5 separate regions of the Homo sapiens genome follow, and all the other regions are linked to region 5. Evidence: chromatin loops called from intact Hi-C (ENCODE). Cell type or tissue: heart left ventricle. All regions are shown on one strand. Region 1 has its middle 12 kb from the start of CXCL14. Region 2 holds the start of LOC124901074 (a long non-coding RNA gene). Region 3 overlaps TGFBI (transforming growth factor beta induced). Region 4 overlaps LECT2 (leukocyte cell derived chemotaxin 2). Region 5 holds the start of TRPC7-AS1 (TRPC7 antisense RNA 1).

Region 1 (5,000 bases), 650 kb after region 5:
GCTGGGCCTGGCAGCCTTTCTGCTGAGGGGTGGAGGAGGGGCAAGCTGAGGCCACAGTGAGCTGGTGACCATGAATGCCCTGCAGCAGCCCTGCCTTTCCCTTCATTATGGAGAAAGAAGGTAGACTAGACAGGGAAACCCCAAGACCAACAGACAGAACAGAATGCAAGAGCCCCAGAAGACAGTGCATACCAGGGCAGGGCAGGGCAGAGCAGAGGCCAAGCCTCTTGCTGGGAGCCCTGAACCCTGCCTGGCCTCAGAGCAGCACCAGTGGAGCCTCAGGAGGGAAGGGCAGTGTACAAAGCTGGCTGAAGAGCCCCGGCCACCGAGAGCAAAAGCTGCTCCAAGACAGCACAGGCCGTGGGGTGCCGCTTGTAAACAAGCCATACACACTCCCTGTCTTTGCTGGGGCTCTCCTCGTCCTGCCTGTGGCTCTAGTGCTAGGCCACCCTCCTCTAACTCTGCTGGCCCCGATGGTCCCTCCCTTCTCTGACATCCCAAGTTACAGATTGGATCATTAATAACAGCAACAGTGTCACCTCACACTGGTCCAGCCACTGATCCGGGCACTCACCCAAGCACTGGCCCCACATGCTCTGTCTGCACTCCCACAATGCGCTATGTGGCAGGTGCCCAGAGAAGTGAAGCACTTTGCTTAGGACAGTAGAGGAAGTCCTGGAAGTCAAGCCTCAGCTGGTCAAAGCGCAGAAACGGTGGAGAGTCTGCATGTAAATATCTCCATTCCCTACAGAGATGGGGTCCCAGGACAACAGAGGCTGGGCTATGCTTCCAGGGAGAGCTTGGGCCCTTTCCTCCCGCAGACAGGGATTAACCTGACCACTAAGAATAGACTCTGAGCCCAAACACTTCACCAAACACCAAATGAGGACCCACAGGCGCCTAGAACTGTGCGAGGCTCCAGGGAAGAATCTTCTCTCCCCGGCTACAGACCTGTTTCCTGTACCTCTTCTCTGGGCCTCCCAGTATCCCTATGAAGTGTCCACTTGCCAGCTTCCAGGAAAGAGAGTAATCCCAGTGCAGCAAAGCAAGGCCAGGTGGCCTTTCAGAGCGGGCTCTGCACTGGTGGCTCTCATGGGCTTCCCTGGATAAGAGCAAGCTTCTCCTCTGCACACAGGGCAGACCCGGCCCACATACAGGCCCCACCTCCACTGGAGCCACTGCATCCTCACAGTTAGGCTTGTTTTGATTCCAAATGCCATTGCCCTGACTTCCCATAGGCTCGTCCTGAGCAGGCCCTGGTGCTGTAGTGGGCTGACACCAGCATGGCCATGTCCTCAGAGAGCTCCAGCCTAGCCCTGCAGTTCAACTCCTCCACCTCACCTGACCGCTCTCAGATCTACTCCACTCAGAGCTTCTCCTGGTCATCCTGGACTGACTACATAATTTGCAGGCCTAGGTGCAAAAAAAAAAAAAAAAAAAAAAGATGCAGGCCTCCCGTTCAAAAATTATTAAGAATTTCTAGACGGCAACAGCAGGGCATTAAACCAAGCATGGGGCCCTTTCCAGACATGCTCTGTGCAACTCACATGTCACAAACCCATGGGGCCAACCCTGCCTCCAGTATCAACTCTAATATCCATATAGGTGACTCATTTTGGTCCTGAATTATTACATAATCTGCACTACAGTTTAACAGTTTTATTTGAACCTGAGCATCTAAGAAGAAGCCCTTCTTAGAAACCAGGAGCTGTGTCATATGCTGCTTTGTAAAAACCTCCCAGAATCTATGATAGCACTTACGAGGTATTCAAACACAGTTGAATTAATATTAGGATCATAGGGAGATCCCTGAGAACATGCTTTCTTCACGCATTCCTGAGCTACTGCTATGTGCAAAACTCTGCTGGGCACCATGGGGAACAGAGGTATGACTGGCTGTGCTCCTTTATCCTCAAGGACAGAGTTCAACCATTCATTCACCCAGCTACTGTTGCATGATTAAACATCTGCTCTGTGCTGGATGCTGGAGATGGCCCCTCCAGAAACTCAGTCTACAGGGAGGCAAAGAAGCTGCCTGAAATTGCCTGTTGGTCTGACTGCCAGACGGACTCACGGCAGACTCTGGGGCAGCCCCAAAGAGCGGGTGTCTCACCCAGGGTCAGAGGAGGAGACTGATCAAGACATCTGTCAGTCCTGGGAAGGCTCATGGCAGATTGCAAGTCATTATCAGGCAAGAAAAAAAAAAAAAAGGTGCTGATTCCATCCTGGCTCTCACATGGCCCGTGGCCGCCACGCCCATGTGCGATGAGATGGGCTAGCTGCGGCAGAGCACCAGGGGCAGAGAAGTAGAGAACACTGGGGGATTTAGAGGAGGCCCGGGAGCATCGGCCATGCCCCAGATGCATGTCCACAGAGCCCAGCCCCAGCCTCAGTCCCCACTCCCCTCTCGCCCAGCTCCCTTCTCTCTGCCTGTCCTGCCAGGACACCGTGATGGGGGCCTCCGGAACCTCAAAGGCAAAGAAGCCCACACAACCCTTCCTGCTCAACCTCCACACAAGGAAGACACCGTGCTGCTTTTTAGAGCCCCTGGGGTGTTTTCTTCTCCTCCTGTTTTTGAAAAGTTACATGGATATTCTTGGAGGTCTTCAAGAAAGCACTAAAACCCTAAGCTATTTTCTTGCTTTCAAAGTAACATTTCCCAGCTTCCTCCACGCAGGTCCGCGCTGAGCCTCACCACCAGAGGGCAGCCAAGAGTCCGGGTGTCTCAGCCAAGAGCTTTCCAAGTTCCCCGAGGCTGCATGAGGACAGCGACAAGGACTAGTGTAATTATTACCTACTGTGAGCCAGACCCTGTGTGGAGGGCCTTACATACCCTATCTCATTGAATCCTGGTAACGACCACAACGGGGGTGTTCTATTGAAGCTCCATTTTACAGATGAGGAAAACAAGGCTCAGTGAGGTGAACACATCACTCGTGTTCACACAGCTAGCAGGTGGAAGAGACAGGATTCAAACCCACGTGTGTCGGGCTGCAAGGAGACTGTCTGCTCTCTGAAGTACACAGTGTCTTACAGTTCCTGTCCACCCCAGCCCACAGGATGCTCCACTGTGCTCTCATGCTCCGGCTCAGGGCTGACCCCCTGTTTATCAAATGGAGATTAATCACCCAGTTAACCTGGGCCACACGAACAACCAGCCTCAGCCAGGTTTGTTTTGCTGGTGTCTAGTTCTGTCTCCTACAGGCAGACATCTGCAGAAATCACATGCTCCTCTAGAGCCTCTCCCCCCGATCCAGAAAGGGAGCCCCGGAGCTGTGAAACGGCTGCTCCAGCTCTCATTTGGTAGACACAAATTCCACTTCAGTAGAGGAGCAGCAGGGTTGGTTTTCCCCCAACACCAAATACACTGAAGACGCAAAATGACCATGATGTCGTCAAGTTCAACTCAACGCTTTGGTTAGAAGCAAAATGATCTTCTGTTGGGTAAAAAATCAATTCAAAGCTGGATTTCAAATAATCTGCCCCATTTCACAATGAGGACAGAGTTGATATTCCGGGATGAGTGGTAGGCATGTCTAATTAGATGCAGATGAGACTCTGATCTAATATTCAAAGTTTTTCCCCCAGAGCAACGGGGATGATGAAGCAACAAGCTCTTTCTTTCAACCCATTGTTATTTAAAGGCAGTGCTCACACAAGAATCATTTCTAAATCACAAAGGCTTTTTTCCCCTGAAATAATGGCCTGCAAAGATAGACTGGAGTTAGGTATTCACATCGGTACAGCCAAAAAAAATGTCATAAGCCAAGAAAAGTACGAGACAAAGCATACCCTTCAATTCATTTATAGCTACTAGGGTACCAATCCTGCTGATTCCACATATTTTGAGGGGAGCAAAGTTTAACCAACACAATAGCAACAACCGCACTTTCTTTCTCACCAAACTCCACTATAAGTCCTGTTTTGCAGATGAAGAACTTAAGGTTTAGAGAAGCTAAATTGTCCTGGGCAGTGTTAAAAGTTTTGGACACTCCTAGGTTGGATGACCACATATTCTGGTTGGCCTGAGACAGTCCTGGTTTATGGTAATTGACCCAATGCAATTATGAAGAATGTTCCCTTTCACTCTCAAAAGAGTCCGAGTATGGCTGATATACTGTATAATCACCCCACTGACAGGGCCTAGCAGAAAAGTATATATGACGGCTAAGGAATGATCAGTCAACCTCTCCGCTTGGATCACCAACTCGTAAGTGAGTTTGGGCCCTTTAGAAGTTATGGTAACTCTTTAACCCCATAGAGTACCCTAAAATCCCCTGTTCCAGCCTGGCCTGCCTTCCCTGCAGCCTGGATCTGATGTTGTCAGATTGTTCGCTGGGAGGCACCAGGTATTTTGGAGACTCATCTGTTGAATGAAGAACTAAATAAAAAACACTGTCCCTCTCTCCATGTGTCTGCCCATATGAGATTCCCCAGACGATTTAAGCATCAGGTTCTGGTTTCAAGAAAATAAAAGTCAGCCAGGCAGCTGCACTTCCAAGAGGACTGAGGCAAACTTTTCCTTGACAATGTGGTTGGCATGTGCTTTAAGTGAGGGATTAGCTACTTCAGAGGAGTGGTAATGCGATATGGGCCTTTGACATCCTATTCCAATTCAAGGAGGCTGTAGAAGGCTGAAGCATGCCAAGAAGGTTGGGGGATCCTTCCAGACCCAAAGGCGCAGCTCCCTCCCCACCTTGCCGAGGACTCCCTAACTCTGGAGTGTTAGCCCACCAGAAGGCTACTCACTTGCTCCTTTCCCTGAGCCTGAAGGAGCTGGGGTGAAAGAGAGGGCACAGACCTAAGATGCAGCCATGGGGTCCCTGCTGGTGTCACAGCCTCTCTGAGCCACCTGGAGCCAGGCAGCTCTGGGGTGGCCCCTGAACCCTTCAGGTTTACCGCCTCAATTTTCCTCTCTGTGTTTAGCCCAGGGCCAGAGCATCGTTCTTGGGACTTTAGGAAATGTCCAGTTGCCACTGTCTTACCTGGATGCCCACCCA
Region 2 (5,000 bases), 320 kb after region 5:
ATAACACCCACAGCAGGGCCTGGGGCAAGTTTCCATAATTAAACATATCAATTCTGCAACAGTCACTGAAATGGTCAGGTTTTGCAGCCAAATGAGTCCTAACAAATCTTGAGTTTTCGCAGCTGTTTGGATTTCAGAATAATGATAAGAAATTAGTAAGCTGCATTAACAAAACAGCCTTTCTCTAGCTCATGCCCTATTTAACAAGGGAGGTGGGGGTGGGGGGCACTCTTACGAAGACATTTTATGTGGGGCTGGGCTGGGTGTCTCCAGGAGGGATAAAGGTTTCTGTAGCTTCCTGGACAGCCAGCCACATGGAGTTCCAGATCACAGCTGAAGGGCCTTCTCTTCTCCTCTCCTCCATGTGGGTTTTCTGAATGACTGGCGCCAGACATAGTTGAATCATGTGACACTATGTGGTTTACCACCTGTGGCATGGGGAGACACCAGCCCAAGCAGGATCCCAGCAGGGACAGATACTGATGGTTGGTGATGGTTTCAGAATATAACTCGGAAATGCAATGTCTTGCCAGAGGAGACGGGCAGAGACGAGCTTCCACTCACTGATGCAGATTAATCACCAGCATAGCTTGGTGCTTTCCCTAGGCTTTTCTGCAAAAGTCACATAACCTGCAGTGTTCATTCCTGCAGGCAAGCTCCAAGGAGGGTTCACTTACAGTAAAGTGTGCTATAATTACCATCTTCTCTGTGCCAGGAGAGTTGAGATTCATCAAGAAGCCACCCTGGAGAAAGGAGAACTAATATTTATTGTTTACTCTGTACCAGGCAGTCCTCTAAGCCTATTTTGTAGAATATCTGGTTGGATCCTCACAACAACCCCATGAGATATTTATATAATTGTTGTATGTAATTTTTCCCACTGCACAAATGAGATAAGTAGGCCCAACGAGGTTGCATAACTTGGCCAGAAGCACGTTGCTCACAAGCAGTGAAGTTGCTACCCTCTCCAGGTTGCCAGGCCCCAGGCAGAGTTGTTTCCAGCAGATTCCAGATCAAAGCACACACTGCAGGCCAAGATGTGGCCAGCCATAAAGCTAGCTTGCCCATCTATCCATCCATCCCTCCCTCTTTACATCCACCCAGTTTGAAGCAGGAAGATGCTGTGATGTTCAAACCTCACAATTCCTCTCCTCCCATTGTCACATTGTCACTCTGCTTCATTGACCCCAGACCAAGACCTCCCTTTCTCTGCAAAGGAAGGCCTCAGCAGAAACTCAAAGAGGACCTAAAGGTCTTCATTCTTTATTTTTATCACTTTAAAAACATGGCTTTAGCTAGGCACAGTGGCTCATGCCTAAAATCCCAGCACTTTGGGAGGCTGACGCAGGCTGATCACTTGAGCCCAGGAATTTGAGATCAGCCTGGTCAATATGGTGAAACCCAGTCTCTATGAAAAATACAAAACTTAGCTGGGTATGGTGACATGCAACTGTAGTCCCAGCTACTCGGAGTCTGAGATGGGAGGATCACTTGAGCCTAGGAGGTCGAGGGTGCAGTAAGCCATGATTGCACCGCTACACTCCAGCCTGGGCAACAGAGCAAGATCCTGTCTTAAAAAAAAACAAACAACAACAACAGCAGCAACAACAACAACAGCAAACAGATGGCTTCATTGAGATACGCTTCATATACCACATGCAATACAATTCATCCATTTGAAGCGTATAATTCAATATATTTTAGTACATTGGCAGGTTGCACAACCCTCACTTTTTAAACTGTGTCATATTATCTGTAAATAGAGGTAACTGACTTCTTTTTTTCCAACTTGGATGCCTTTTCTTTCACTTCCTTGGCTAATTTCTGGCTAGAACTTCCAATACAATGTTGAATAGAAGTGGTGAGAGTACACATTCTTGTTTTGTTCCTGATTTTAGTGGGAAAGGATCCAGTCATTCACGATTAAATATTAATATGATGTGAGCTGTGGACTTTTCATAAATGCTCAGTATCAGGCTGAGAAAATTCCCTTTTATTCTCAGTCTGTTGAGCACTTTTATCATGAATGAGATTGGACTGTGTCTGATGTATTTTCTGCACTTATTGGTATAGAGGTTATTGATACAGAAGTTAATTCTTGGCTTTAGAGTTTCCAGTGGTAACCTTCCTAGCCCTGGGATAGAAAGTAACTCCTTGGACTATGGAAGAGAAGTCCGAGAGGAGAGGATGATGGCAGACACTATTGAGTTCCCTGGAGAAGAGCTCTCTGCCTGGCCCCCAGCAGAGCCTCGGGGTAGAGGGCAGAACTCCTGGGGAGGGTAGAAAACCAAGAGTGAAGGGCACATGAGCTGTATCCCCTGAATGGCCTGGGAGATGACACGAAAAGAGAATGCCTCTTGCCACCACACCTAAGGTGTGGTATAGGGAGGACCACCCACTGGCCCTAGGAAGCTGGGCTTGATGCAGCCCCCTGAATAGTTTCAACGGAGAAACCAAAGATTTTCACACAGGGCAGAGAGGGGCACTGATGTGTCTTGGAGGATGGTAAGGCTGGAGAGGCCTTGGGATGGGCACATATGTCAGGCTCGGACCACGGGACAGGGACCAAATGGGACTGAAGATGCTTATACAGAAGCCACCCTGGAGGGAAAGCCATGCCCAGGACTAGCCAGGAAGAACACCAGGGTAGGACAGAGCACCTCCCAGGACCCTGAAGCCTCTCCCTAAATCCCAAACCTCCCAGATCTAAAGTCAACCCCAGGGGAAGGTGGAGAAGGAAAAAATCTTGAACTGGGCATTTAACTTGGAATTTCGAAGTTTTACCCTGAAATGGCAAAATTATTTTTTTCTGTCATCAGCTTGAAAAAAATCTCAATTTAGTTAATAAAAAATAAAGAAACTTTCATTTATTTGCTGCAGACCTGAGGATGTGATTTAATCACTCAACAGACACTAATAAGTGCACAGTGAGGAGCACGCACTGGACTCAGCGTGCGGTGAGGAAGGCGCTACCGCTGTCCTCAGGATCCACGGGTGCAGGAGCGGGGAAAAACCTGGTCGGTGCTGAGAGGAGACTGGAGGCACGGGGACGTGTTACTTGAGACTGGAGGGAGTGGCTGAGCCCAGAGCTCACTGGCCCCTCCCCATCCTCAGACAGAGGAGTGAAGCAACGTTTCTCTGGGTGGTTTCTGGCTCCCTGGTGCTCATGGTCAGGACTTCTCAGCTGGACCAAACATTTCTTGGAAAGCTCTTTGATGCCAGCCTAGCAGAGTGGGCATTGGGGATCAGAACCTTGGAGGGCTTGAATCAGTGACTCATGAGGCATCCCAGGCATCAGAAGGGCCACGTCAGTGTCTGCACCATCCTAGCCCACGCTTGCTAATTGATGTCCACTTGGAGGTCCAAAGGCCAAACATCTGCAGCTCTCAGGGCTTCACATGCAGAGATGAGGCCCAGGGAACACTGTAGTCATCCTGTGTTCACCTCCTGGAAACAGCAAACAACCCAGACTCAGAGAAGAAGGCAGGCAAAGAACAGAAACCAGAAAAATCACACCAGGCCACCCCTTCCTCTAACCCCTATGTTTTGCACTTTACAGTTTACAAAAACACTTTTGCACTTGATTCTTGTGGAAGCTGTGCAAAGTAGGTAAGGGAGACCAGTGTGGCCATTTTACAGATGGCTCAGGGGGCACTGCTGCCTGCAAGAGCACAGGGGGCACTGCTGCCTGCAAGAGCACAGGTGGCTGATGGCCTGCGTGAAACTGGAACCCAAGGGGAAGGCCTCCCTAATGTGAAGTTCTTGCCACCACAGAGAAGGAAAAGGGCAACGCCAAGGGAGATGGTGAGACCCAGGAAACAGGAAAAGAAGTGTCACGGGGCCCAGGTGTTCTCACCACAGGGCCAAGATCGTGCACTCCCAGACGCGGATTCCTGCGGAGGGTTTAGTTGACCTCTACTGCCACCAAGTGGTGGTTCTGCAGGGTATCAGCCTTTGGGCGAGGGATATGTATATACACACATATATATGTGTGTGTGTGTATATGTACACACACACACACACACATATGTATTTTTTCCCCTGTAGGGCAGCAGTTCTCAAAGAGGACCCACGAGGTCAAAACCACTTTCATAGAACACTAAGATGTTATCTGCTCTTTTCAATCTTATGTTCTCACAAGCATACGGTGGAGTTTCCCAAAGGCTATAATGCAAGTGATAACCCATAGACTAAAAGCAAAAGCAGACAGAGGAACACAATTGCCCTCTGTTTAAGCCAGACTTCGCCGCAAAAACGGAAAACGCAAGTCTTCTCGTTAATTATATTGGTTTAGAAAGAATCGTTATTTTCATAGAATGTTATTTATGTTAAAATGTCATGGGTTTATTATTATACCTAAATGGATAAATATTTTTGAAATTCTGTTTGAATTTCCAGTAATTGTTGGTAAATATATAAGCAGTTGTTCTTCGAGGTCCTTAATAATTTTCAGGAGTGAAAGGGGCTGCTGTTGAGGACTGCTGCTGTATGGTAATGATTTTTGTTCTTCTTTTCATCTTTCCTGGTAAGGCAAATTGGCCAACCCTGAAGCCCCCCAACTCCAAGGCACAGACACCAAAACTGGTGCTTGGCTTGGAATTCTGTTTTGTTTTCATCCTTCTTAAAAATAGGATTCCATTTGTTTAAAGACTTTCCTGACCATGACAACAGAAATTAATGCCTGATACTAAGCTCCCTGAGGGCAGGGTCCCTGCCATTGTCACCCAATGCCTGTAACAGCACTGGCCACAGTCAGACTACACACACACACACACACTCTCTCTCTCTCTCTCTCTCTCTCTCTCACACACACACACACACACACACACATATATATATTTTATATATATATATATATATATATATATATATATATATATATATATATATTTGGTTAAATAGAACCATAATGTGTTGATGGAGGAAGACTCACAAGCTGTTGGCCCAACTATTCCACAAGATTGCCCTCTCCAGAAAAATCTAAGAGGAAGCAGATCCAT
Region 3 (5,000 bases), 150 kb after region 5:
TGCCTTCACCTTCAGGTAAGTTCCTTCCATTCCTCTCATCTCTTCCCACTTCTGGGAGCTCCTGGGCATTCCTGCTTCCAAATCCTTCATTATCTGTCACAGAACCACAGTGCTATCCTCAGAGTCACTAAGAACACACAGGCTGTAGTGCCATTATCTGGTTGACAATTCTCTTCCCCCCCATCAGTAGAGAAGCCTCATGAGAATGACATGTCTATTCCCCAGGGTCTAACATGGGGGTGCACATAGGTAGCCCTCAACAAATATTTGTGGAACCAATGGATGAATGATTTTAATGGATTGATGTCATATCTCTCTTTCCTCAGACTGGAAGCTATTTAAGAGAGGGCCTCTGTCTGCCACTACCATTGCTGTATTCCCAGCAGCAGTGGACTGACCAGCAGTAGTGCTGGGGATATATCTTTGGGTCATTGGTTCCATGAAGTGAAATGAGCTCCGCCTGCTGGAGTGAATCAGCCTTGGCAGAGATGGGTGTGGGTGGGAAGGAGGTCTGTCCCATTCTCTAGGAAAGTGGGCCAGCCCACCTGTGGGAAAGACACAAATAAAGGCTCTCTGGCGCATTGATCCTGAGCAGTCCCAGACGGCAGGATAAAAATAAGGCCACCTAATGTTGTACCAAGCATTTTATATAGATCATCTCATTTCATCCTCACGATGGACCCATGAAGTAGATGTGACGGTCATCTCCCTATTACAGAAGAGGAGACCCTGGGAGGTCACATGACTGGCCCCAGGCCACACAGGTAGGGGGCAATGGCACCACAACCACATGATATCACCTCTCAGAGTCCTGAGGATATTCTAGATGCCAGAGATTACGGGAGCCGGGGAAGGAATCTGAATGTGGGTTGGCACAGAGGGGATGGGCCTGGAAAACCTGGACTTATGCTGTTGTCAGTGGTGGTCACTGAGAGTCAGGAGGTGTGAGTTCCAGTCCCAGCTCAGCTATTTTACGTGCTGCTGGTGGTTCTCCCTTCCCTGGGCCTTGGTCTCCTCATCTGCATAATGGGATTATGCTGGCAACCACTTCACAGGTTGGTGCTGAGGACTCAAAAGTCCAGCACACAGGCAGGGGATCACCATGCTGGAGGGAAGGTACTTCCAAGTAATAAGAGGAATAAAGTGCGGGGTGAAGGCAACACTGAAAACTTGAAACCCCAGGACCGGAGGAGGGTGAAATAAAAACCTGTTTGGCAAAGACAGGCTCAAACCCCCATGAGCTGTCTGGCTGTCTGAGGGCTGGCTGCTGGAATCTCCCCAAAACCATCCCTCGGGGCTCCTTTCTGAGCTTCTCCAGAGCAGAATTGAGGTGTGGAGGAGCATGACGGCCTCAGGTCAGCACACTGTACCATGCACACAGGACGTATGTTTCTTTGGTTTTATTATTACAAACACACCATGGCTCTGTCACAATAGGGAAATCTAAGCTCTACATACCATTTCTTTTCTACCTGGACAGGGCCCCATAAAAGCCTCCAAGCCACGTGTAGATGTGAGACACATTTGACAGAACATTTCAACTCATAGCTTATAATGATGCCATTTCTCCAGCTGTGCAAGGGCTTTACAAAAACTGTGCCAGGACTTCCCATGAGGCTGGATTGCTTGATTCATGTTTTATGAGCCCCACAATACTGAAGCTCCTTTTCCAGGGACTTGGCATAGGCAGTCAATTCCACATTTGGGATAGGTCCTCTCTGGAAGTGAATGTCAGGCAGTGACATCCAAGTTTCTGCATGCAGTGGGTTAACAGCCATGTTTAGGGGGAACATGATTTAAAAAGTACATCTCTCTCCCTCCTCCCCCACATGCACAAGGCTCACATCTCATTATGGTGCGGCCCATGTACATTAAAGTGTGATACTTGGTTTTGAAAACATTCAAACAGTCTCTGTGGAAATCTGAGAGAAATTGGCGGAGAGCTGCCGTGGTGCATTCCTCCTGTAGTGCTTCAAGCTAATGCTTCATCCTCTCTAATAACTTTTGATAGACAGGGGCTGAAAAAGAGAAGTTGGTAACGTCAAATAGGTGCAGATCTCCCCATGTCTGTCTAGGACACTGTCAGAATCTCAAGGACCAGGGCCAAGCAGCCTCCTTCTGCCATGCTCTCCTGCACATAGCAGGTGCTTTGTGGTTTGTGAAACTTCACTCTTTACTCAAGGCCCGATGTTCTGGTTTTCTGTACCTATCAACTTGGAACTAGATCCTCACCATGGGTTCCTGCCAAGCCCTTTGCAATATTCCCAGACTTCCTAAGCTGAAAACTCACCTTAACCCTAAAAGGTTGTTACTCTTATTATCCTCATCTTACAGAGAAGGAAATGGGGTGCTCTGGGTCTGACCCCAAGTCACCCTGCTGTTCTGACTCCAAAGGCCAGGCTTCTTTTACTGCACCATGATGTTCTTATCTATATACAGCAGATGGCAGGCTTGGGCTTGCTTGGGGGTAAGGCCTAAACAGGTCTGCAATGACTTCAAACCCAGACCAGACTCACCTAGTCGCACAGACCTCTGGGAAGCCTGAAAGAAAACACAAGGTGTCAGGTTTTCTAGTGAAAGTTATACCTGCAACTGCTTATGACAATGGCTTTGCCCATTGCCACCCCTACTCAGAAAAAATGCTGGGGCGAGGAAGAGGAAGGGGAAGGTGGAACTTATAGGCACCAGGGAGTTCCTCAGGTGGCCTTGGCAGACATAAGTTGTGCAAGCCCCTATCAAGTGTGCCTTCAGGTGGACATTCCTAGGAGACCCCCAAGCCAGGCTTTCCCACTGAGACTACAGCCTAGAGTTGAGGGAGCTGGGGCTGCACAGAGGTGGCCTCAGGAGTAGAAGCTCAGGGCCAAGAATCCTTCTCGAGGGCACTAAGGAGACCCCTGTGTACAAAAGTAAAGTGACACAGTAAGCTCCAGGCCTCTGGGTTTAGGATGGCTCCCTGCAGCCTCTCCTCTTGAAGTGCAATCTTTCTGTAAGGCACTTCACATTCCCAAGAGGCTCCACCTGACCCGAAGTAGCAAAAGAGCCAAGTGGGGCACTGAGCACTGGGCAAGCTGGGGAGCAGGAAAGGAAGCTCAGAAAGAGCCAGAGAGGGTTTGAGAGGGAGGTGGGGCTGGGGCAAGGAAGGGATGGCTCCACACACATAGCGAGCCCAGTATCCCTGTATCCAGAATACATACAGTGCCCAGGAGAGCCCCAGCCTCACCCAGGATGGGCAATGCCATGGACAGCAGAAGAGTGACCCAGAGGCCCCGGCTCAGGGCAGGCCTGGCCACTGTAAGATGAACTTGGGATGGGCTGCCCTCTTGGGCAGATGGCTTCCAGAGCTATGTCTGTTCTCTCCAGCAGTGACTTCCCCATGATCTGAGGCTCAGAGGCCTCGGTGTGAAAGCCTGCGCTTTGGCCCATGAAAGCCAGGGAGTTGCCTTGGTTCTTTACTCTGAATTTGACACAGGCTGGGGCTGAGGATGCCTCAGTGGGAGTGGGGAGAAGTTTTAAGAGAGCCCTGGGGAGCAGCCAAGGAAGACAGGGGCTGGAGAGGCTCCTCTATGGCCCAAACAGAGGACCTGAGGCTGCTCAGGCTAGGCGCAAACCTAGCAGGCATCTTACCCTGGAAAACGCTGATGCTTGTTTGAAGATCTCAAGCGCAGAGTCTGCAAGTTCATCCCCTCTTTCCTGAGGTCTGTTGGCTGAAGAGGAAAGAAAAGGCAGGTTTGACCAGAGTGAAACCATTAGCATGTCATTCATAACAACCGTGACTGAGGGGCACTGGTGGGCTTTCTGGCTCACATTTCCAAAGACATGTTTTCTCCATAATGTTTCATAACTCATGGTAGAACTTGGCCCATGGGGAGAGAGCACCAAGAAAGGTGAATGCACACATGAGGAGAGGCAGGACTGAGGTTCAACTGCACTGGAGGCAAGGAACATACACTGAGGTGAGATGCTGTAAGAGGAGTGCTGGGAATCGCGCGGACAGCATCCACGCGAATACAGAAAACTGGGCTGTGTCCGAGGGGAGCTAATATAGCTGGGCAACTCCGCAAAGAGCAATGTGTCCTCACATTCCTTAGTGTGGTGCATTCAAAACCAACAGCTCCCAATTCACTCTGCAATCAGTCACATAGGCACAGTTTAACTATCACAATTACATGTTATTCTCATCATTGTTTAGAACAGTTTTTCTTCTCTCCACCAACTGCCACATGAAGAAAAGGACTGGCTGCAGAGTCAGTGGGGATGCGACACTTACCTGGAGGCTGCAGAACATTGGTGATGACATGGACCACGCCATTTGTGGCCATGATGTCAGGCTCGGCAACAGGCTCCTTGTTGACACTCACCACATTGTTTTTCTAAAAGAAAAACAGAGTAGTGGTTGAAAGTAGAGCATTTATTTATACATTTATATATTTATTTTATTCATTCAGCAAGTGTTTACTGAACAGTTTTCGTTTTTTTCCTTGTTCTTTGTTTTTGAGATGGAGTTTCAATCTTGTCGCCCAGGCTGGAGTGCAGTGGCATGATCTCGACTCACTGCAACCTCCGCCTCCTGGGTTCAAGTGATTCTCCTGCCTCAGCCTCCAGAGTAGCTGTGATTACAGGCATGTGCCACCACGCCCAGCTAATTTTGTATTTTTAGTAGAGATGTGGTTTCACCACGTTGGCCAGGCTGGACTTGAACTCCTGACCTCAGATGATCCGCCCACTTTGGCCTCCCAAAGTGCTGGGATTACAGGCATGAGCCACTGCACCCGGCCTACTGAACACTTTTCATATGCCAAGTCCTGTGTTAGACTGGGGATACTCTGGTGAATGAAACAGTCCCTGCCCTTGACAGACCTTCAGTGTGGTGGATTAATTCAAATCTCCTGTGTGGATTTAGCACTTTGCAATTTACATAATGCTTTTTTGTGTGATCCACTCAGTCCTCACAGCAGTGTATGATAAGGAGAGTAGATATTATTGTCCCATTCCACAGAAGA
Region 4 (5,000 bases), 270 kb after region 5:
TGTATAATTATTATATTGTACTCTATTTCTCTACTTGGGTCTTTGCCTTTTTAATTCTTTTGATATTTAGCAAAGTTTGTATTTTTGTTCCAGTTATTTCTATTTTTCTTTATCTCTAAAGTCCAATCATTCTATCAGAATATGTTTTGGAGTTGACATTGTTCAGGGCTCACCTTTTCTAACTAGCTAGTATTTTCCTGCTATTATTCTTCAATGCCTTTATTAGCGTTTCATTTGAATCTATTCTTCCTTTGGCATCTTGTAATTTAGTCTTCCTTTTTAATATCATTTTGTCATTTTCATCTATTCCTCTCCTGAGTTCATTCAACATTCTTTTTTTTATTTTTTGTCCATTTGTTATTTTTTTAATTTCAGATTCAAGATTACTGAAGCCCAGATAAATAATTATACTTATTTTCTTTTAGGTTTTTGTGTCAAAATGTTCTACATTAAGCCAATTAAGTATAAAGGTCCTATTAAGAAGGGAGAAAAACTTGGAACTCTATTGCCCTTGCAGAAAGTTTATCCTGGCATACAATCGCATGTGCACATTGAAAACTGTGACTCGAGTGACCCTACTGCATACCTGTAAATCGAAGGCCAATGGTCAGATCTTCAAAATAAAAAGTCATCTTAAAAACCTGGATGCATACCCTTCTCTTCAAGAAATTTGTGTTCACAAAGGAAAAATGCATGAAGGGATGGATACCCCATTTTCCATGACATGATTATTACACATTGCATGCCTGTATCAAAACATCTCACGTACCTCATAAACAAATACACCTATGTACCCACAAAAATTTTTTAATTAAAAAAAGGAAATTTGAGTTTAAATAGAAACATGATAAATGCAAGAAAGAAAACATTTTGATTTTAACTCATTGTCACTCTGATGTTCATGTGAACTGGTTGCTTCGGGCTCTTTGATCTGTCACCTATGGAATCTGAGTGGTTTTATTTTTTAGATTTCTCAGTCCCGAAGATCTAAGATAAATAAACAAGAGAACTTACGCTGGGCCAGGCTGCATTTTTGACACCTCTAAAACTAGCAACCTTTCTGCTTGAAAATAAGAAAAAGCCTGAAAGTGTTTCTATGGTACAAGAACAGTGAGTGGTTTATAATGCTAGATTTAGTATACATTTAATACATATTCAATGAATAAGTTGAGTTTAGGTAGTAGACTCTCAGCAATATCCTTAGGTTTATCATATTGGTTGGAGAGAGAGCTGCTTTCATGGATAATAAAGGATTTGCTGGTATTTCCATCCACTCACCCACATGATTATGAATGATGGCAGTCCAAGAAAACATATCCCAAGAAAACAGTGAGGCTGCACTACAGGAAGGACTAGAGTGAGAATGAGGCCTACCTTTATCTGAAGTGTCTCATGGAATTGGGCCTGTCAACTTCATCTAGCCATATGCATATTACAGCTACTTATTTCTACACATCATTGTATTATATCTATGTTATTCTGTCTTAGTTATATTGACAACAGGTACTATGAGGAAACAAGACCATACAAATGTCCAAAGGACCAGAAATAATTCTGGCTCCTTAGAGTTTAGCCAGTTGGTAAGAAATGAATACATTGAACTAATCATTCTGGAAACTTCATGAATTTCTGCTTAAATTTGTTCGGAATGCAGAAAATGCCAGCAGAATGATTATATTCTTATGTGTAGATTGTTAGAGGAAAACATAATTAACTGAAGTTTATTGTTAGAGAAATGGCTGCATTTGTGTATCAGGGCATATGTATGAGAATGTTCATGATATCACTATTTTTCATAGCAAAACCTTCAGTGACCTAAATGCCCATCAACAGTGAAATCCAATAAATAATCTCAAAGTTATAGAATGTAATAGTCAACAGCAGTCACAATAAATGAACTTCAGCTAAACATAATGACCTGAATGAATCATGGCAATATAATTTTAAGTTTTAAAAAGTCCAGAAGATTACATAATGGATGATAATTCTTTTTATAACATTAAAACAGTTAAAATACAATTTCCTTTTTATATAACAAAATCATATACGAAGGCGAGCAAGAAAATAATGAACTCTAGTTAACTCATAACTAGATAGAGAGAACCACACAGAAAGATATAAGTTACTATCAGTGCTGTAGTTTTGCAGTTGGGAGGTGATTTCATGGGTATTTATTATTATGAATAACATGTCACAGAAGCAACAGGACTTGCAGTGGGTGGCCAGGAAGAAAGAGTTATCATGATGACTCTCAGGTAATTGAGAATCTATGTCACACATTTAGCACCTTCTTATATCTATTAGGTTGGTGCAAAAGTAATCACGGTTTTTGCTATTACTTTCAATGGCAAACTATATCTAGCACTGTCTGATTTGAATATGCATCTCCTTGGTACCAAATAACTTTAGGTTGTTTCCAGAAATTTGGCTTTCAAAAAATAAATGCTGTACACCACTGAGGACACACAAAAAGGAAATAGCACATCAGCTCTTAAAGGCAATTTTAAAAGAAACTCTGAAATATTTGCACAATAAAATATAAGCTTAGTTTTCCAAATAATCATCCTTCTGATTATTTAGGAGGCAAAACACAGGTGGATATGGATATTGTTTTAAAAACCAGACTCATGACCTGGAATGGAGAAATTCCTCAAGGTAGAGCAGGGACATTGCCTTCCCCTCAGCCTTCTCACATCTGCTCAATGGAAATGCAAACTTTGGACCAAAGGACTTATTTCTCAGGAAGAACTGGAATACAGCGCCCTCTAGTGCAACAACAAATCCGTGTTATTTTCCCCCTTGTCTTTTAGGTTTGGATGTCAAAACGTTTGACTTAAGCATAAAAATGTTACAAAGGTTTGAATGGCAAAGGGGTAACAGTATGGAGAAACTTACTTTTCATTAGTAACCATGATGATAATATACACTTCAAAAATTGTGATATTATTCTGTCAGGTTTGATAGCTACACATTAATAATGTGAATAAAACCAATATTTACTTTGAAAATGTTTTGAATTATCTGCAAGAGATAAATTTAATAGAAGAAAAAGAAGGAGGTAAGTGGCCAATTTAAGAGGCCAGGCTACAAAAGGAAGAATCCTTGCATCCATTTGACATTTATCACACTCAGTGGCATATTACAGTAATCACATACCTGTTGCCTCTGTGACATGTTATTAATAATAATACCCATGAAAAATAGGCTTGCTTCCTGACTCACCTCTCCCATATTTGGTACAATACAAATGAGGCCAGCAAGGATCACAAGGAAGGAAAAACAAAAAATATGAGCATCCTATTTTTGTGTTTCTTCAGCACAACCTACAGTAAGACCTTTCCCCCATTCTCTCCATTTACCAAATTTTTGCCCACAAAATTATCCAAACTTCTCCAGAATCATCTAACAAATGTAAACACTTTTAACATGAAAAAGTTTGCTTACAGAACTAAAATATTCTCCAAAGACTAAAGTTTGAAACCCACTTAATGTCAAATCCTTTATCTAGAATCCACTAGTTTTAAGTAAACAGTACTTTTCATAGACTTCCAAAGTAGAGACATTTTCATTAGATAAAACATTTAAAATACTCTATAAGTTCTTGTCTTATTTTTGGCTGTTGTAGGAATGTTTTACTCTTCCATTTACTTACCCAGTAAGTCAGGCCAATCAAGGTAATTTACATGAGTTCATGAACTTAGATTTACTCTGAGTTTTGCTCTAAGATTCATTATAGTGCTTAGTTCACTAGGTTCAACTACTGGGCCACTAAAAAGCACAATTTAGAGCAGCACCTTCTTATTCTATGTAGAAGAGGCCAATGGTACTCATCATCTCTCCATACTAGTCGACAATGGGGAGAAACTCACCCCCAACCTCCCTTCTCTAGTCCCTCTGTTTTGCTTCATTATCCTCAGTGCAAACTCCACTGGCATTCTATCACCTAACCATTCGGGTATGTATACTCCCAACTCCTCCTAGAATATATCATGGTAGAGTGATCCCAGGTGAGACCAGAGGCTTATCCCTTCAGAATGTCCACCACTGCTCTGATCCCCAACTCCATCTCTGTTAAGCTATTTCTTTTGTTTGTCCTGTTATCCTAATCAGGTTTTGTTTCATTTTGTTTTGTTTTGTTTTGTTATGAGATGGAGTCTTGCTCTGTTGCCCAGGCTGGAATGCAGTGGCATGATCCCGGCTCACTGCAACCTCCGTCTCCTGGGTTCAAGCAATTCTCCTGCCTCAGCCTCCCAAGTAGCTGGAACTACAGGCGACCACCACCAACCCACGCTAATTTTTGTATTTTTAGTAGAACGGGGTTTCACCATATTGGCCAGGCTGGTCTCAAACTCCTGACCTTGTGATCCACCTGCCTCGGCCTCCCAAAGTGCTGGAATTACAGGCGTGAGCCACCACACCTGGCCCCTAATCAGGTTTTAAGTCCTGTATTATATGATGCTTCTGTATCCTCCTGAAATCTTAAAGTATAAATTGTATTATCTGTAATTGTAGTACCATCCCCGTCCTCAAGAAATTGGTTTTATTTTTTTTAACCAGTAAAATCAGCTCCACTAGCATTTATGGAGTAATTACTAATGTAGCAATACTGCTCTGAGAGGGAGGAACACATAGGTAGATATGAGAAGCCTTACAGAGCTTATAGTGAGAAATAACATGGCACAGTGGTGAGAATGTACACACAAACATAGTCTCTAAATACAGGGATATGAAAGTGCTATTTTTTAAACTGCCATTTACACATCACAATGTATTCTAATTGCTTAATAGGTAAAAATACTTATAATTTTTTCCTAATATTCCAAACTGGAAAGTGATGAACATATTTAATTCTCTCTTTTTATTTTAATTGATTTATTCAAAATTTAAGATACTGTGGGGCAAACTGAGTGGAACAAGCTTGAAAACCAAAGTACTTACGTAAAATTTATTGAGTGCTTACTACGTGCTAACCACTAGCATGGCAGATTCTGGGGATAAAA
Region 5 (5,000 bases):
CATCTGATAAAAACAGGGGGTGTATCCATTTGTCAAAATGGATCAAACTGTACCTTTAAGATCTCTGCCTTTTATGTGTATAGACCATACCTGAAAAATAGACGAGTAATGTTTCCACAGACAGTGGACTCCCACACGAGCCAAGTGCAGTATCTACAGTATTAGGAAAGATCCTTTTGACATCTGTTTGTGGTTAATAAGAAGATTCCCACAGCCTAGACCCATTGGACTTCTAACCACAAGGTTCTCTGTGGAAATAAAAGTGAAAGTCCCTGCTAGGTGGTCCCTCGTTATGGAAGGAGGAGGCGGCAGGCATTGACGAAGCTCCTGTCAGCGAGGTGGTGCTGCTGCTTGTGTGGGCTGAGTGGACCGTGCTCAGGTGGCCAGCTCACTCCCAAGAGGCTGGTCAGCTCCATGGCCACCACGGCTGCATCTGCTGTGCCGAGCCATTCTCTCCAGGCTCCTGGGAGTTTCTCCTCCCTACAAATAACAATGACAGAACAAAACATAGCATCATCAAAAGCAATGCTCTGGTTAATGGGGTTGTTTTCCAGAGTCTTGAAATCTGCCTTTAGTGACTCTGAAACAAACTTTCTAACAAGTATTTTATGAAACAAGTGCTAGACACAATTCACAGCCCTGATCTTGACTCCTCCTTCAAACCCCTAAGGGAAAGGTTTTCCTGGAATGGGAGGAGAAGGGCTTTCTATGGATCGATGTGTCCTTCAGTGGTGGGGGAGCTGGGTGGTTCTGGGTTCAAATAGAGCCCCCCTTGCCTCACCTTCAACCCTGGTGGGCTGGCCCAGGACCCGACATTCCACTGGAAGGATGCACATGCCCACATGTGCATGGGACAAGCCCCGAGCTTCCACCTACTCAGACTCAGCAAAATCTCCTCTGTCCTTGCAGGCGAGCTGAAGGAAATCAAGCAAGATATCTCCAGCCTGCGCTATGAGCTTCTTGAGGAAAAATCTCAAGCTACTGGTGAGCTGGCAGACCTGATTCAACAACTCAGCGAGAAGTTTGGAAAGAACTTAAACAAAGACCACCTGAGGGTGAACAAGGGCAAAGACATTTAGCAGCCCACATCGGCGTCTGTGACTTCTACCAGCATTCCAAGGCCAGGTTGGATGCCCTCGCCCCCATCCTTGGTGGGGAGGGGTCCCCAGCCCACTCCTCTAGGACACGAAGGGGATCTCCTGGCTCAGTCTCTTGCAGCATGACTGACATCTCCAGCCCGCTGGCCTGCCTAGACCCAGAACTGCTGTGAATCTAGGTGGTTGGGTAAGAAAAGCTACCATGGGAGGAGGGGAGGAACAGCCCCCTGACGAGTGTGAGACCTTTGGTCCAGCCACAGTGAAACCCATCCCTGTGGCCAGAGCAGGAAAAGGCCATCTTGGGTGCACACCTGTGCCCTCCCACTGCAGGTGGGACTGCAGCTCTGGCTGTGTCCTGGGAAGACAAACACCTCAACCCACAAACTCCTTCTCACTCCCTCCCTGCCACCCCCAACACATCCAAACAGAACCAGGAGGTGACCTGTGATCTATTCTTAAGTGCCAGATGAGAACACAGCCTAATAGCAAAATAGTTCTATTTGTTTATATAAAAAAAAAGTTTAAAAATCCTAAATTGAAAACTGTACTGTAGGTAGCACTGTTTAGAAAACAACAACAAAATCCAAATGATGTATTTTTACCTTTATTAAGATTATCTTGTATTTACTATTTTTACCTAAAATGGAAAGAAATAAAATTACCTCATAATAACTTCTGTGGATACGCTACCAGGGCCGCCCCACTCGCGGGCCCAGTCTGGAGGTGGCCTTGGGAACCTGTGGCCCAGGGATGCTTCGGGAGGAGAATGGGCCGATGCGGTGGGGGTTGGGTGGGGACGAAGGCACCACCCTCCTTAGAGTCATGCAGCCAGGACCCCCAGAAGCTCCAGCCTCCACCTCCAAGCCCCTCCTCCTGTGCCCAGACCTAAGGTCAGGAAGGAGGTAAAGGAAATGCAGAACAAGTGGAAAGTTTTCTCCCACCCCATTCTAGAACTTTCCTCCATGTGAAAGGAAGGGGAGGGGCAGGAATGAGGCCTCAAAGTGTCCCCCCAACCAAGGAAGAGGCTAAGTGTGAGTGGGGAGAGCAGCCACCAGAGGGCGCTGAGTCCCAAACAATGCCTGTTCGGAGCAGGTGTGCGAAGATGCCATTCATCTTCCAGAAGCTTCCAGAAGAGCCCTCTGCTCCCAAGGAAATATTCCTAGGGCTGGCCAGAAGTATTCAGCTTTTGCCGTGTACCAGGCACTGTGCTCGGGGCTTTGCATGCATCAGTCCACCGGATCCTCACAGCAACCCTGTGAGGAGGGTGATGGTTACAAATTCACATGCCTTGCAGACGTTCTAGAGGGGGGAAGATAAATATATAATAATTATATATATATATATATATGCATGTGTGTATGTGTAAATGTATATATGTATGTATATGTAGAAAGAGGGAGCTTGTGTTTCAAGACATACGTCTTTGTCTTCAGGGGCAAACATTTTTTTTACTTAACTCTGCTATAAGAAACAGCCGATCAGATGAGGCGATAAATAGAAGTGAGGTTGGTGCCAGCATTGATGGGAGTGACGAGGGACGATGACAGACTGCACAGCCGTGCCCTGCCTAAAGCAGGCTGCAGACACTCAGCTCAGCCCATCGTTGCCATAAGGAATATAAGTCCTGTTTTGCCACATCTTCCCAACTGCTGAAAAAAAGAAAAAGTCAACATTTGTTGGGCTCCTGGCCGCCAAGATAGGCAGCAGAAGATGAGACATGGCTCCATGCCTGGGCCTTCCCAACCCAATCTGCACCACCACCTAGTATTCAAGCAAGACAGAAACAGGCATTTGACAGGTACTGGGCATACTGCATATGCAGGGGCACTTGACAGACATAAACTCTGGCCCAGGAGGAGGATCCATAGAGGACCATGGATGGATTTCAAAGAGCCTGCAAGTCCTAAGGTGCCCTTCAGGCTGTGTGCTTGTCTTTGCAATGGGTGCATTGTTCTGGAGAGAACACCTGTAGCTTTTTGCAAGCACTCATCTACACGCCCCCGGCAAGTCCACAAATGAGGAATGACTTTACTCAGCAGCTATGTACTAAGCCCCTTGCCAAGTGCTAGGGACAGAGCCACATGCATCCAGTGTGGCTCCCTTTTTAAACCCAGACTCTGAAAAGGGAGGCTTAAGTGCTTTGTAGGAAGAGCAATTGATTCATCCAGGGGACAAATTGCTAACACTTCTGGAAGACTGCCTTTCAGATCCCTCATTTATCTTTATCAGAATGCTAATCAATACTTCTGAGATGCATTCTTCAATTTCTCTATCTGCCTTCAGCCAAAGGCAGTTAGCAACCCCATTTTCAAACCATGGGGCACACTTTTCCTATCAAACCTAAGTCTCAGATCTACTCCTTATAGAGATAAAGGAAAACCAGTCTCACTGAGTAATTAAAAACTGGGAAAGAAAACTAGTACCATCCATTAGGGTTTTAATGCCATGTCTAGGAGGTAAAGGTAGTCCAGGAATGAATTCATGGCTGTCAGATGGCTATGGGGAAGGGCAGAAGAGAGCCCCTTTTTGGTGGAGAGCTGTTGGAGAGGCCTGGAACTGAGGGCTGGCAGAGATCAGCAGCCTGAAGCAGGGAAAAGGGCTCAGTCATCTTCCAGGCACTACCAGTCTCCCTCACTTGCCCCATCTCTTGGGCCCATGCTAAATTAGCCAGGCAGGGGAAGCAGCGCTTGAAGAAGCCAAACAGCAGGGTGAGGAATGGAACCTGAGAGAGACCCAAGGGCAGATGGGGAGAAAAAAGGACCCAGTCCTCCCTGGAAAGTTCACTAACACTCCTCAAGATGTGCATGCCGCCAGAGGCACCCATCTGTCCCCTGCAGCTCTGCACACTTGCCATCATTCTGTCTACAACTCTAATGTATACGTTCAGCATCTGTCTCCACTGCTCCAGGGAAGCTCCATGAGGAGGTCAGGTCTGTTCCATTCCCCACTGAGTACTGGCACAGGGCCAAAGAGTAGCCACTCTTGCTGAATTCCTCATGAATTACTGCAGGGCCCTTCTGATCTCCAGTTTTCTGAAGTTCCTTCAGACAGCATCATCTCGGGCCCTGAGAAACTCGGTGAGTTTGCAGAAACATAAGCCATCCTCTGCTATAGCTCAAGCCATTTCCCTTCTAGTTATAGCCTGGAAGGGGGCCCAGCTCCTTGCCATAACATGGCACACTGATGCGGGAGTTGCAGCCCCTGTCCAGGCTTCCTGGGTAACCAGTGGTTAAGCAGTGAGTTCTCCAGTGACTTGTCACCTTACAATGGCTACTAATAGGACTCGACAAATCATAGTGACACTTCTCATGCAGAAGTCCCCAATTAGTCCTCCGAGCTGTTCCTAAAGGACCATGCTCACACACTTGAGAAAGTGCAGTGACCGCCTCTGCCCATCAAAGCCTGTCTCCTTCCCTCCCAGCAAGGCCCAAAGACAGAACATTGGCCCACACAAGCCAGGCAGGGGGAGATTCCCCAGGGCAGGAAAGCTCTGACCAGACACCTTCATGGGGAGGCTGAGACACCCTGCACTGCTCAGGAGCATGCAGCATCTGGTTACAAATAAGCGGCCTTGATCCCATCACTTCTCAAAGTGCCCATGACTGCGTCTGTAAAGTGCAGAGTCTGAGAGCCCCAGAGGCCGGCAGGCCAGAGAAGCTTCATTTGCGGAGGCAGGCAGGCACGCCTCCACGCTATGCTTATCCCAGCTCTTCTCTGCATCCCATGAAGGGTGAGAGTACTAGAGGGAAGGAGCTCCAGGAAAGACACATAGATGCCAATCAACTTAATGATGATTAACACAGGAGTGAAGCCACTTCCGGCCGTGGTCTCCCAGGCACAGCCAGCAGGAGCTTGGGTAACGCTACCTCATCCCGGTCCTGGGAGCGGGGCCCACATGGGCTG

The links. Peaks named below come from ENCODE experiments on the same cell type or tissue, not always from the same donor. Only the 100,000 strongest peaks of a DNase experiment are listed, where the experiment ranks them.
Region 1: it touches region 5 in a loop (4-fold over the local background); 19 of 110 quality-filtered maps call a loop at or near these places.
Region 2: a loop joins it to region 5, with 12 times the contacts of the local background. A loop is called at or near these places in 100 of 110 quality-filtered maps.
Region 3: a loop joins it to region 5, with 4 times the contacts of the local background. A loop is called at or near these places in 9 of 110 quality-filtered maps.
Region 4: it touches region 5 in a loop (10-fold over the local background); 74 of 110 quality-filtered maps call a loop at or near these places.

Annotation. Positions count from the first base shown.
Region 1 is chr5:135,564,058-135,569,057 of GRCh38, reverse strand. No RefSeq gene overlaps it. Among named protein-coding and RNA genes, the nearest start is that of CXCL14, 12 kb to the left of the region's middle. RefSeq lists enhancers at 1-739, 3,370-3,890. In heart left ventricle, a CTCF peak has its summit at 2,692 (motif pointing right); a DNase peak (open chromatin) is centred at 2,707; H3K27me3 peaks cover 2,047 bases.
Region 2 is chr5:135,886,479-135,891,478 of GRCh38, reverse strand. SLC25A48 (solute carrier family 25 member 48) reads right to left here. Exons shown (of 8, transcript NM_001349336.2): 8 at 2,842-3,447. LOC124901074 (a long non-coding RNA gene) reads right to left here and starts at 1,023. Exons shown (of 3, transcript XR_007058947.1): 1 at 678-1,023. In heart left ventricle, CTCF peaks have their summits at 3,730 and 3,935 (motif pointing left); a DNase peak (open chromatin) is centred at 3,888; H3K27me3 peaks cover 1,651 bases.
Region 3 is chr5:136,060,204-136,065,203 of GRCh38, reverse strand. TGFBI (transforming growth factor beta induced) reads right to left here. Exons shown (of 17, transcript NM_000358.3): 14 at 4,268-4,370; 15 at 3,625-3,704; 16 at 2,517-2,541; 17 at 1,386-2,018. The coding sequence ends at 1,978. Among named protein-coding and RNA genes, the nearest start is that of TGFBI, 34 kb to the right of the region's middle. RefSeq lists a silencer at 2,427-2,526. In heart left ventricle, CTCF peaks have their summits at 470 and 2,442 (motif pointing right); no DNase peak of the experiment used is centred here.
Region 4 is chr5:135,942,923-135,947,922 of GRCh38, reverse strand. It overlaps LECT2 (leukocyte cell derived chemotaxin 2), which reads left to right. Exons shown (of 4, transcript NM_002302.3): 4 at 426-1,019. The coding sequence ends at 592. Among named protein-coding and RNA genes, the nearest start is that of LECT2, 9.6 kb to the left of the region's middle. In heart left ventricle, a CTCF peak has its summit at 2,789 (motif pointing left); no DNase peak of the experiment used is centred here.
Region 5 is chr5:136,209,514-136,214,513 of GRCh38, reverse strand. TRPC7 (transient receptor potential cation channel subfamily C member 7) reads left to right here. Exons shown (of 12, transcript NM_020389.3): 12 at 910-1,769. The coding sequence ends at 1,079. It overlaps TRPC7-AS1 (TRPC7 antisense RNA 1), which reads right to left and starts at 466. Exons shown (of 2, transcript NR_046708.1): 1 at 91-466. In heart left ventricle, CTCF peaks have their summits at 1,911 and 2,143 (motif pointing right); a DNase peak (open chromatin) is centred at 2,163; H3K27me3 peaks cover 2,663 bases.